3 separate regions of the Homo sapiens genome follow, and regions 2 and 3 are each linked to region 1. A link is a contact called in ENCODE Hi-C or POLR2A ChIA-PET data. All regions are on one chromosome and are shown on one strand. The core of a region is the stretch at or near the end of the contact, and the rest is flanking DNA. Distances in the headings are between cores, read along the strand shown.

Region 1 (2,975 bases), core at 400-2,899:
CAGCGTGGGAAGGAAGGGAAATAAAAGCAGTGCCAGATCAGGAGGAAGCATGGCAGGTCCTGGCCGTGGGTAGAAGCTATGTGACCTCGAGCAAGGCACTGTCTCTCTGAACCCCATTACACTTCTGTGAAATGGGGTGATTCAATAACATCACTTATATAAGATGCCAGGCAAGTACCTGCCACTGTTTCCCCTTCCTTTTCGGCTGGTGATGTGGGGCGTAGCTGTTTTGACACAGCTAACATAGTCTAAGACAGACCGCCACACTTCCAGCTCCCCTCTGAATGCTTTAGGTGCCCAACAGACATCTTCAGCGCCCTGTGCCCCACCCCATCTCACCCCACAGCCATGCCTCAGGCAAAGGCACAGGGCAAGAAGCACTGGGTTGGGCCAAGAGCTCAGGGTTATCTTTGTAAATATCAGTGATGAGGAATAAAAAAAAAAAAAAGACTAGCATTTTAACTTTCATTCTGGCCTCAACAAAACCACTGCATCAAAACAGCCAAGTCAGGCCAGGCGCAGTGGCTCACGCCTGTAATCCCACACACTTTGGGAGGCCGAGAACGGGAGGATCACTGGAGGTCAGAAGTTCAAGACCAGCCTGGCCAACATGGTGAAACCCCATCTCTACTAAAAATTAGCCGGGCGTGGTGGCACATGCCTGTAGTCCCAGCTACCGGGGAGGCTGAGGCAGGAGAATCGCTTGAACCTGGGAGGTGGAGGTTGCGGTGAGCCGAGATCGCACCACTGCACTCTAGACTGGGCAACAGAGCAAGACTCGGTCTCAAAAAAAAAAAAAAGATTAGCTGGGCCTAGTGGTGGTTGTCTGTAATCCCAGCAACTCAGGAGACTGAGGCAGGAGAATCACTTGAACCCAGAGGTTGCAGTGAGCCAAAATCGCACCACTGCACTCCAGCCTGGGTGACAGAGCGAGACTCTGTTCCAGAAAAAAAAAATTAAAAAAAAATAAACCAGCCAAGTCAAAATATCATCTCTGTTCCTGCACACTCGCTCCCCTCCTGGCTTCCGGTGCTGGTTCTGTTCTGTCTTGGAGCACTGTTGTGTTGTGGTTAGCCTGTGGGGAGCTGAAAGGATGGAAAAGAAGGGGTGTGGTCAAGTGGAGACTGTGCCACTTGCCGGGCCACCTTGAGCCCCAGCTGGGTCAGGGCACAGAGGAGTCAACTCAGCCTCAATGCAGGGGCCAGAGCAGCCCCAGCACTGCCCGGGGGCCAGAGATCCCCGGCCCTCCATGCTTGCTGAGGGGCCTGATAAGTCTATAGGTCACTGCCCATCAGAACATTAGGTAGAACAACTCCATTCTTTTTTTCCCTATGCTGGAACTTTGTAAAAAAGAAATGAAATATCTAGAAAAGGGCTTCAAGCCCCTAAGGGAGAGAGTTGTTGGTCTGGCAGCTCTAGGAGTTGTACCTACTGGAAGTTCTAAGGAAGCTTCTCGGGCATTCCAACCCCACCTTCTGCCTCCATAATGTGCAGCCAGGACAATTCCTCCCAGAGGCTCCCTGGCATTGTCCTGGGCTCCCCGGGAGCTGGAGACACCCCACGGCTCCAGGGAGAGGCTCAGCAGGTGGAGCAGTCTGCACAGGGGAGGGGAAGAACAGCCAACCACAACCCCAGGCTTGACGGCAGCAACCACGTGCCTCTTGAGAGCACTTCCCCTTTCTTCCTAAGACCTCAAGACTTCTTATTGCTCTTGTTACCCAAGAGTTCATTCCGCTGAAAAGAGCCCGTATGATTCACCCAGAAGAGGAGAGAAGGAAGGAAAATAGTAACAATGTATTAAGTTCTTCCCATATGCCAGGTGTTGAGAATTCTGTGTACAAGTTTTCATTAAACCCCCACAGTAACACAGAAGTATTATTAATAGTGTCCCCATTCCACAGAGGAGGAAATCGAGGCCTGAAATGTTACCGACCTGCCCAAGGCCCCAGAGCCAGTGAGTATCGGGGCTAAGATTTGAACTTGGCTTGTCCACCACACAGATGAGAGACAGTATAAAGTGCCTGCTGTTGAATCCCTTGTTCATCTGCTCAACAAACGTTTCTTGAGAGCCTCCTAGCTGCCAAGCGACTGTGCCTCACACCGAGATCTCAGTCACTGCCCTCTTGGAGCTGACAATTACATGCAAGATTCAGGTTTTAAATAGTCACAAAAGTAAAAATATAAATGCAAACCATGAAAAGAACTGAAGGAAAAAAATGATAGGGCATTATTGGAGAGCATCCTAAGGGGCAAACTCACATTGGGGAGTCAAGGAGGCCTCTTTGAGGAGGGCTTTGAAGCCAAGAAGGGAGGCTGGGTGGGGATTTTCTGAGTGGGAAACGGAGGAGGGGTGGGGGAGGAGCAGTGGCTCTAAACCTCAGGCAGGAAAGAGCCCACAAGCCCCAGGCCCTGGACAGCAGAGACCGAAGGCAGAGAGTGACACAGTTGGGGTGAGGCCAGGGCCAGAAGGTCTTGTGCATAAGGGAACATTTGGGATCTTAGTCTAAGCACATCCAAAACCTACTGGCTGATTTTGAGCATAGTTGGTGGAAATGGGAAGAACATTTGCTTAAAAGGATCCTTCTGGAGCAAGACTAGAAGGCGCAAGGGTGGGAATGAAGAGGCCAGTCGGGAAGCACTGCAGAGCCCGGGAGGGAGGCTCAGCTCCAAGGAGGTCGCTGAAGCCATAGAGAAGGTACCTGGTATGTACCCACCGATCACCCCCAGGGCATCCCAGCATGCCACCTGGAAGCCTGCTGACCCTCACAGCCCTGGAGGCCTGCGGCCCTTGACCTGGAAGTGGGTGGGTGAGGGGTGGGCAGGGGCCAGTGCTCACCTCGGGAAGACGCTGCCAAGCCCTCTGAGAGCCTCCTTTTCTTGAGCTTGTCCTTAATCTGGATGGTGTCCCTGGCCACGCTGTTGGCCTCTGACTCCGGAGAAGGGAGGAGCACCAGGGGCTGGTCCCCCAAAGACAA
Region 2 (2,772 bases), core at 240-2,739, 81 kb before region 1:
CAGCTACTCAAGAAGCTGAGGTGAGAGGGTCACTTGAGCCCAGGAAGTCAACACTGCAGTGAGTTGTGATGGCACCACTGCACTCCAGCTTGGATGACAAAGTAAAACCCTTTCTCTACAAAAATAAATTTTTAAATCCCAAACAATGCCAGCTAGTCCATAGTGACAGAAAGATGATCAACAATTGCCTAGGTGGATGAGAAGGGGTATATAGGGAGGGATTACAAAGGGCCATGAGGAAACTTTTGGGACTGTTGGATATGTTTATTATCTTGACTGTGGTGATGGTTTTGAGACAGCCAGGTGGGTGGGGGTCCCTGGAGAAACTCCAACCAGCCTACCCACTGAGGTGGAGCCTCGGGAAGTTCATGCCCTTTGCAGCGGGGAGGAGCCCTGTCCCTCCTCTTCCTGTATGGAACCTGGGATTCGAACGGTGGGTGGGAAGTGCTCTAGCAGGGACTCTGGTCTAGCGAGAGTCTGTTTCCCCCCTTTCTCTCTTTTTACCCAATAAAACCCCATCTTACTCAATGGTCTGCAAGCCTGAATTTTCAAGGCCATAGGACAAAGAACCCCGTCTTTAACTGAACTAAGGAAAAGTCCTGCAAAAGTTTCATGGATGCATGTGTGTGTGTAAACTCATCAAACTGTATATTTTAAATACATGTGTCAGTTATACCTCACTAACAGCACAAAGTAAAAAAAAAAGCTAATGATGTGAGCTGCTCATACAATTATTATTAAACATAGTTTAAATGTGTTCATAATATTGGTTCCCTTTTTCTATTTATTCGCATTTAATGTCAAAACACCAAAGAAGGGTTATTTGATGTACCTCAGGTTAGAGGCATGTTTGTTCTTGGTGTCTTTATTAGTAGTCTATTTTAAATGTTGACATTGTTGTAAATTAGAATCTACAGAGATCAACTCCCTGTTCTGCATAAATGCCAAAAGGATATTAATCTGGTCCAAAGATATGCTCCTTTCACAAGGCCGAAGTATTTTAATCATCACCTCCCTGGGTTATTCTTCAGAGTCAGTCTTGGGTAATTTATCTCCTTTAAATATTATTATGAATACTTATGGGTTTTTTTTAGGGGAGGGGGCCTATTTTTGTCATGGTAATTCTAAATGTATAAATAGAATTTTTTTTTAAGTCATGAGCAAGCAGGAATGAAATTTCCCAGCAATAACATTAAAAAGTTATAAGCAGGGTTATAAGCAGTGGTTGATGTCCCATTCCCCCGTTCAGCACAGACAAACCATCCTTATGGATAAATGTAAAGGGGAACTGAATCTGCTATCTGCTCTTCAGTCTAAGAGCAGACTTTAGACGAAGTTATAATACAATAAAAATTTAAATACTGTAACTTTTTCTGAGAAAAATGCACACAATATTTGAGTTGTCTACAATATTTCAAAGACTCTGAGCTAGTCTGACTCTTGTTGCATAACCCTGGGAAATTGTGAAACTCAGTTCTGACTTATGTCCCACTATGATGAATTCATATGACCCAATGTCTTTCCTCAAATTTGCCACACACACAAATGTCTACTCACAAATTCATAAGCAATAACTAGAGTGAAGAGTCTATTTTGAGAAGTTTGTACAAGTAGCAGCCACTATCTTTCCAAAGCCCAGGGTACTGATGGTGGCGGTGGCCTATTTGGAGCAGCTGCTGTGGGGATGCCAGCTGCAGTGGGGAAGGTGAAGCTGGGGCTATGCGTTCCACCGAGCCAGAGGAGGGCAGTAATAGGTGGGAGTCCCGCCCCCTACCGAGTTGGCTGGTCAAGAGCACCTCACTCCCCAGTGCAGCAGCAGCCACATCAACACAGCTCCAGACCCGGGCATCCCTGTACTCTCAGGGGCATGGCTAGCCCCAAGCTCCCACAGGCTTGGAAGTGCCTGCTCCTACTCCCTGGCCTCTCCCAACTCCTGGCACCCGCTCCAATTTCAGAGCCTGAGCCTGGGTGCTGTCATGGCCCGGCTAGGTGTGTACACGCTCAGGGCAGCACTGACATGCCAGACATCCTCCACTGCCTTGGCACCTTCTGAAACTTTGAGCACCAACGAGCTCAGGAAGGGAGGCCAGGAGGGCTGAGGGAGGCTTAACGCAAGCCTGCAGGTGCCCCTTGGTGTGAACAGCCTGGGTGCCATGGAGGTCATGTTGATGGTGGCAGGAGTCAGACAGGTTCCTAGGAGGGAAGGGGTGGGTCCCCAGTGAAGCCCCACTTTCAAACCAGGGACAGCCTGAAGCCTGGGGGCCAGGCTTTCAGTCCCAGGTGGTGTCCATGACCCAGAGCGAAACTTTATGGTGCTTTTTCCAGGCACACCCATGGCCACCCATGGACCAATCATCACACAGTTCCTCCCTTCTGAGCCCATAAAATCCCTGGATTCAGCCACACTTGCATACTGGTCAGGATGACCTGCCTGTGGAAAGGAGCTGCCCACTATGGGTCTCCTCTCCACTGAGACCTGGACACTCATCAGCATGGCCTGCCTGTGGAAACGAGCTACTCACTTCGGGTCTCCTCAGAGCTATTCTGTCATTCAATGAAGCTCCTTACTATCTTGCTCACTCTCCAGTTATCCACGTGCCTCATTCTTCCTGGACATGGGACAAGAACTCAGGACCAGCTGAATGGTGGGACTGAAAGAGCTGTAACACAAACAGGCCTGAAACATGCCCCCCACTCACCACATTGTGAGTGACGAGAAGGAGAGAAGAGCTGCAGCCCTTCTGGGAGCCCAGACCTCAGGGATCCCCAAGT
Region 3 (3,032 bases), core at 90-2,589, 110 kb after region 1:
ATCTAAACATGCCCAAAGTATAGCAACTTATATGTATCCCTTTTCCCAACCCAAAAATTTAGCAGGCTTCCCAGGTCGTCAGAGAGAGTAAGATCCTAAATAGCTTTTACAGTTCTCCACATTGAAACAGCTCACATCACACACCTCAGGATACCTGATGTTTCCAAATCACTTTGCAGTGATTCGGTTTGGCTACTCTGTAAACGCAATAACCACGTGCATGCTGAGTTAGAGAGATGTAGCTGAGTGACTCAACAGTGAAAGGCATTTACCTGACACGGGTCCCTAACAATGAAAAGCTCTGCCTAACTCGGCAGTTTTCCATCTAAGGGTAATTTCATCTGCACTCATAAAACATTCACTAAATCAAGCTACTACTTCACTTAACCTCCACATCCTAATACAGACTTCAGATTGGGGTGGGTGGGGAGCAGTGTGATCGGCTTGAAAGCGGGGCGGGAGGGGCGAGCAGATGTTAAAATCAAAAAGCAGTGAGTTCAAAAAGCTGAGAATGTAGAGGTGCCTGGGAAAGGCAAAAGTTAAGAGTTGAGAGTCCCACAACCTGGACGGGGACGAGAACACGTGGTGAGCCGGCACCCAAAGGGGGGGCAGGAGGGGGAAGGTCCGGAAGCAAGTACAGACTAGTCCATACCAACTGCCCAGTGCAAAACTGATGAGCCGGATCACAGACAGAGGAAAGTTAGATAGTCCCAAGATGGGGCTCTGTCAAAAACCAGAACTCTGATGAGCCAAGGCCCGGCAGAAGGAAGCCGCCCCAGGGGGACCAGGGGACTTGGCGAACATGGCTGCCCGTCAACAGTGGGGCCCAGGCCTCATTGGGCCAGCCGGCAGGGCTCGGATACGAGGCCGGCCGGGTCGAGCTGCGCCCTCCCTCACTGCCCTCGCGGCAGGCCGCACGCGGGGCTGGCGGCTTGGGCCCTGAACGCGCCGACGCCGCCTCCAAGCCTTCTGGCCCGGGCCGCTGAGAGCCACGCGCGATGCCGGACCACGCGCCACCCGGCCCGGAGGCCCGAAGCCGAGCCCGGGAAGGCGCCCGCCCCGCGCAGTCCCGCTCGCTTTACCTTGGCCTGCAGCCGCGCTGGCGCCCAGGCCAGACAGGTGCAGGTACCACTGAGGTGCGCGGAAGGCACGTACTCCTGGTGCAGCCGGTTGTTGGCCGTCTCCCATACTCGTAAGTGACCGTCGGTAGAGGCCAAAGCGAAGTAGGCCTGGCTGTGCGGGGAGAAGGCGCAAGGGACCCCAGCAGGGGCCAGGGGGTCGCAGCTACCGCCGCCGCCCGCCGCCATTGCTGCTCTGGCCCCGCTGCAGCCACGTGTTCGTCCGTGCGCAGGCGCACCGGCGCGGGGCGGAGCCTGGAGGAGGAAGTGAGGCGGAGGGAGCGCCGGGGGCTCAGGGAGTGGATCTTCGCGTCGCAGGAGAGCTTCTGGCGGATCCGCCCTGTGGACGGTGGCCCGCTAGGGCCTGTCGCTATCTTGTTCTGGGCGGGAGTGGGAGTATGGGAGAAAGTAATTGTAGAATTAAGATCAAGTCCTGTTCCTTTAAAAAAAAAAAAAAAGGGGGGGGGCCGGGCGCGGTGGCTCACGCCTGTAATCACAGCACTTTGGGAGGCCGAAGTGGGCGGATCCCCTGAGGTCGGAGTTCGAGACCAGCCTGACCAACATGTAGAAACCCCCGTCTCTACTAAAAATAAAAAAATTAGCCGTGGGCTGGGCGCGGTGGCTCACGCCTGTAATCCTAGCACTTTGGGAGGCCGAGGCGGGTGGATCATAAGGTCAGGAGTTCAAGACCAGCCTGGCCAAGATGATGAAACCTCGTCTCTACTAAAAATACAAAAAAATTAGCCGGGCTTGGTGGTTGGCACCTGTATGTAATCCCAGCCACTCGGGAGGCTGAGGCAGAGAATTGGTTGAACCCGGGAGGCGGAGATTGCAGTGAGCCGAGATCGCGCCCCTGCACTCCAGCCTGGGCGACAGAGCGAGACTCGTCTCAAAAAAAAAAAAAAAAAAAAAAAAAAAAAAAAAATAGCCAGGCGTGTGGCGCACGCCTGTAATCCCAGCTACTCGAGAGGCTGAGGCAGGAGAATCGCTTGAACTCGGGAGATGGAGGTTGCTGTGAGCCGAGATCGCGCCATTATACTCCGGGCAACAAGAGTGAAACTCCGTCTTAAAAAAATAAATAATAAATAAATAACAATTTTTTAAAACTTTAAAGAAAATGATAAGGTAGAACGAAAGGTTTGAAGGAAATCTTCAGCCGAGCGCGGTGGCTTACACCTATAATCCCACTTTGGGAGGCCGAGGCGGGCAGATCGCCCGAGGTCAGAGTTCGAGACCAAGCTAGGCAAAATGGCGAAACCTTGTCTCTACTAAAAATACTAAAATTAGCCGGGTGTGGTGGTGTGTGCCTGTAGTCCCAGCTACTCGGGAGACTGAGGCAGGAGACTCCTTGAACCCGGGAGGTGGAGGTTGCAGTGAGCCGAAATCGCCACGCCACTGCACTCCAGTCTAGGTGACAGAGCGAGACTGTCTCAAAAAAAAAGAGAGAGAAAAGAAGTCTTCACTTTCAAATTGATAATGATTGTAACAACTGCTTCCGTTTCCCCCTATTCAATTCCAGGCTGTAATCATTTACAAAATAACAATGTATTCAGTTATAATAATGTAAAAGTAATGATCGGAACAACTATTCCCTCCTGTTTCTCCAGATTTATCTCATGTTGCTACATCAAATAGACATTTTTAGGCACACGCCCATAGTCTGGAGGCTGAGGGAGGAGGATGGCTTGAGCCCACGAGGTCGAGGCTACAGTGAGCTATGACTGCTCCACTGCACTCTACCCTGGGTGACATAGTGAGATCCTGTATCCAAAAAATAAAGGGTAGATTTTTATATTTCTCCTAAATATTCACCAAATCAATGCATTCTAATTCAAGGAATGCTAGGTACTGTTCAGCCCACACAGAGCCTATTGCCTGCCAGGAAAGATAAAAACCACTCTCATGGCCATGGGA

Evidence for each region. Hi-C counts contacts between places; a loop is a spot of excess contacts on that map. ChIA-PET counts read pairs that join two places held with the same protein, here RNA polymerase II (POLR2A). Pooled maps may share reads with other maps.
Region 2: a loop to region 1 is called in a map of vagina, with 4 times the contacts of the local background. The contact joins two enhancer-like sites. A Hi-C loop is called at or near these places in 3 of 168 maps with a recorded cell type or tissue (ovary, uterus and vagina) and 5 of 50 pooled maps. POLR2A ChIA-PET finds 5 or more read pairs at or near these places in 2 of 52 experiments (BJ and activated CD4-positive, alpha-beta T cell).
Region 3: a loop to region 1 is called in a pooled map, with 3 times the contacts of the local background. The contact joins the promoter of WDR43 here to the enhancer-like site in region 1. A Hi-C loop is called at or near these places in 7 of 168 maps with a recorded cell type or tissue (CD4-positive, alpha-beta T cell, CD4-positive, alpha-beta memory T cell, CD8-positive, alpha-beta T cell and 2 more) and 13 of 50 pooled maps. POLR2A ChIA-PET finds 5 or more read pairs at or near these places in 8 of 52 experiments (CD4-positive, alpha-beta T cell, CD4-positive, alpha-beta memory T cell, CD8-positive, alpha-beta T cell and 4 more).

Annotation. Positions count from the first base shown.
Region 1 is chr2:28,999,330-29,002,304 of GRCh38, reverse strand. TOGARAM2 (TOG array regulator of axonemal microtubules 2) reads right to left here. Exons shown (of 20, transcript NM_199280.4): 4 at 2,837-2,975. Among named protein-coding and RNA genes, the nearest start is that of TOGARAM2, 20 kb to the right of the region's middle. Within about 2 kb of position 1,649, at least 6 of the 41 ENCODE cell types and tissues checked have a DNase peak (open chromatin) inside an H3K27ac peak, as active enhancers do; they include CD4-positive, alpha-beta T cell and CD8-positive, alpha-beta T cell, where a contact is called at or near this core.
Region 2 is chr2:29,080,253-29,083,024 of GRCh38, reverse strand. No RefSeq gene overlaps it. Among named protein-coding and RNA genes, the nearest start is that of PCARE, 7.1 kb to the right of the region's middle. RefSeq lists enhancers at 1-40, 1,811-2,311. Within about 2 kb of position 1,489, at least 2 of the 41 ENCODE cell types and tissues checked have a DNase peak (open chromatin) inside an H3K27ac peak, as active enhancers do.
Region 3 is chr2:28,892,974-28,896,005 of GRCh38, reverse strand. It overlaps WDR43 (WD repeat domain 43), which reads right to left and starts at 1,339. Exons shown (of 18, transcript NM_015131.3): 1 at 1,083-1,339. The coding sequence starts at 1,307. RefSeq lists enhancers at 1-571, 646-745, 572-1,195 and silencers at 846-965, 986-1,035, 1,076-1,135, 1,276-1,355.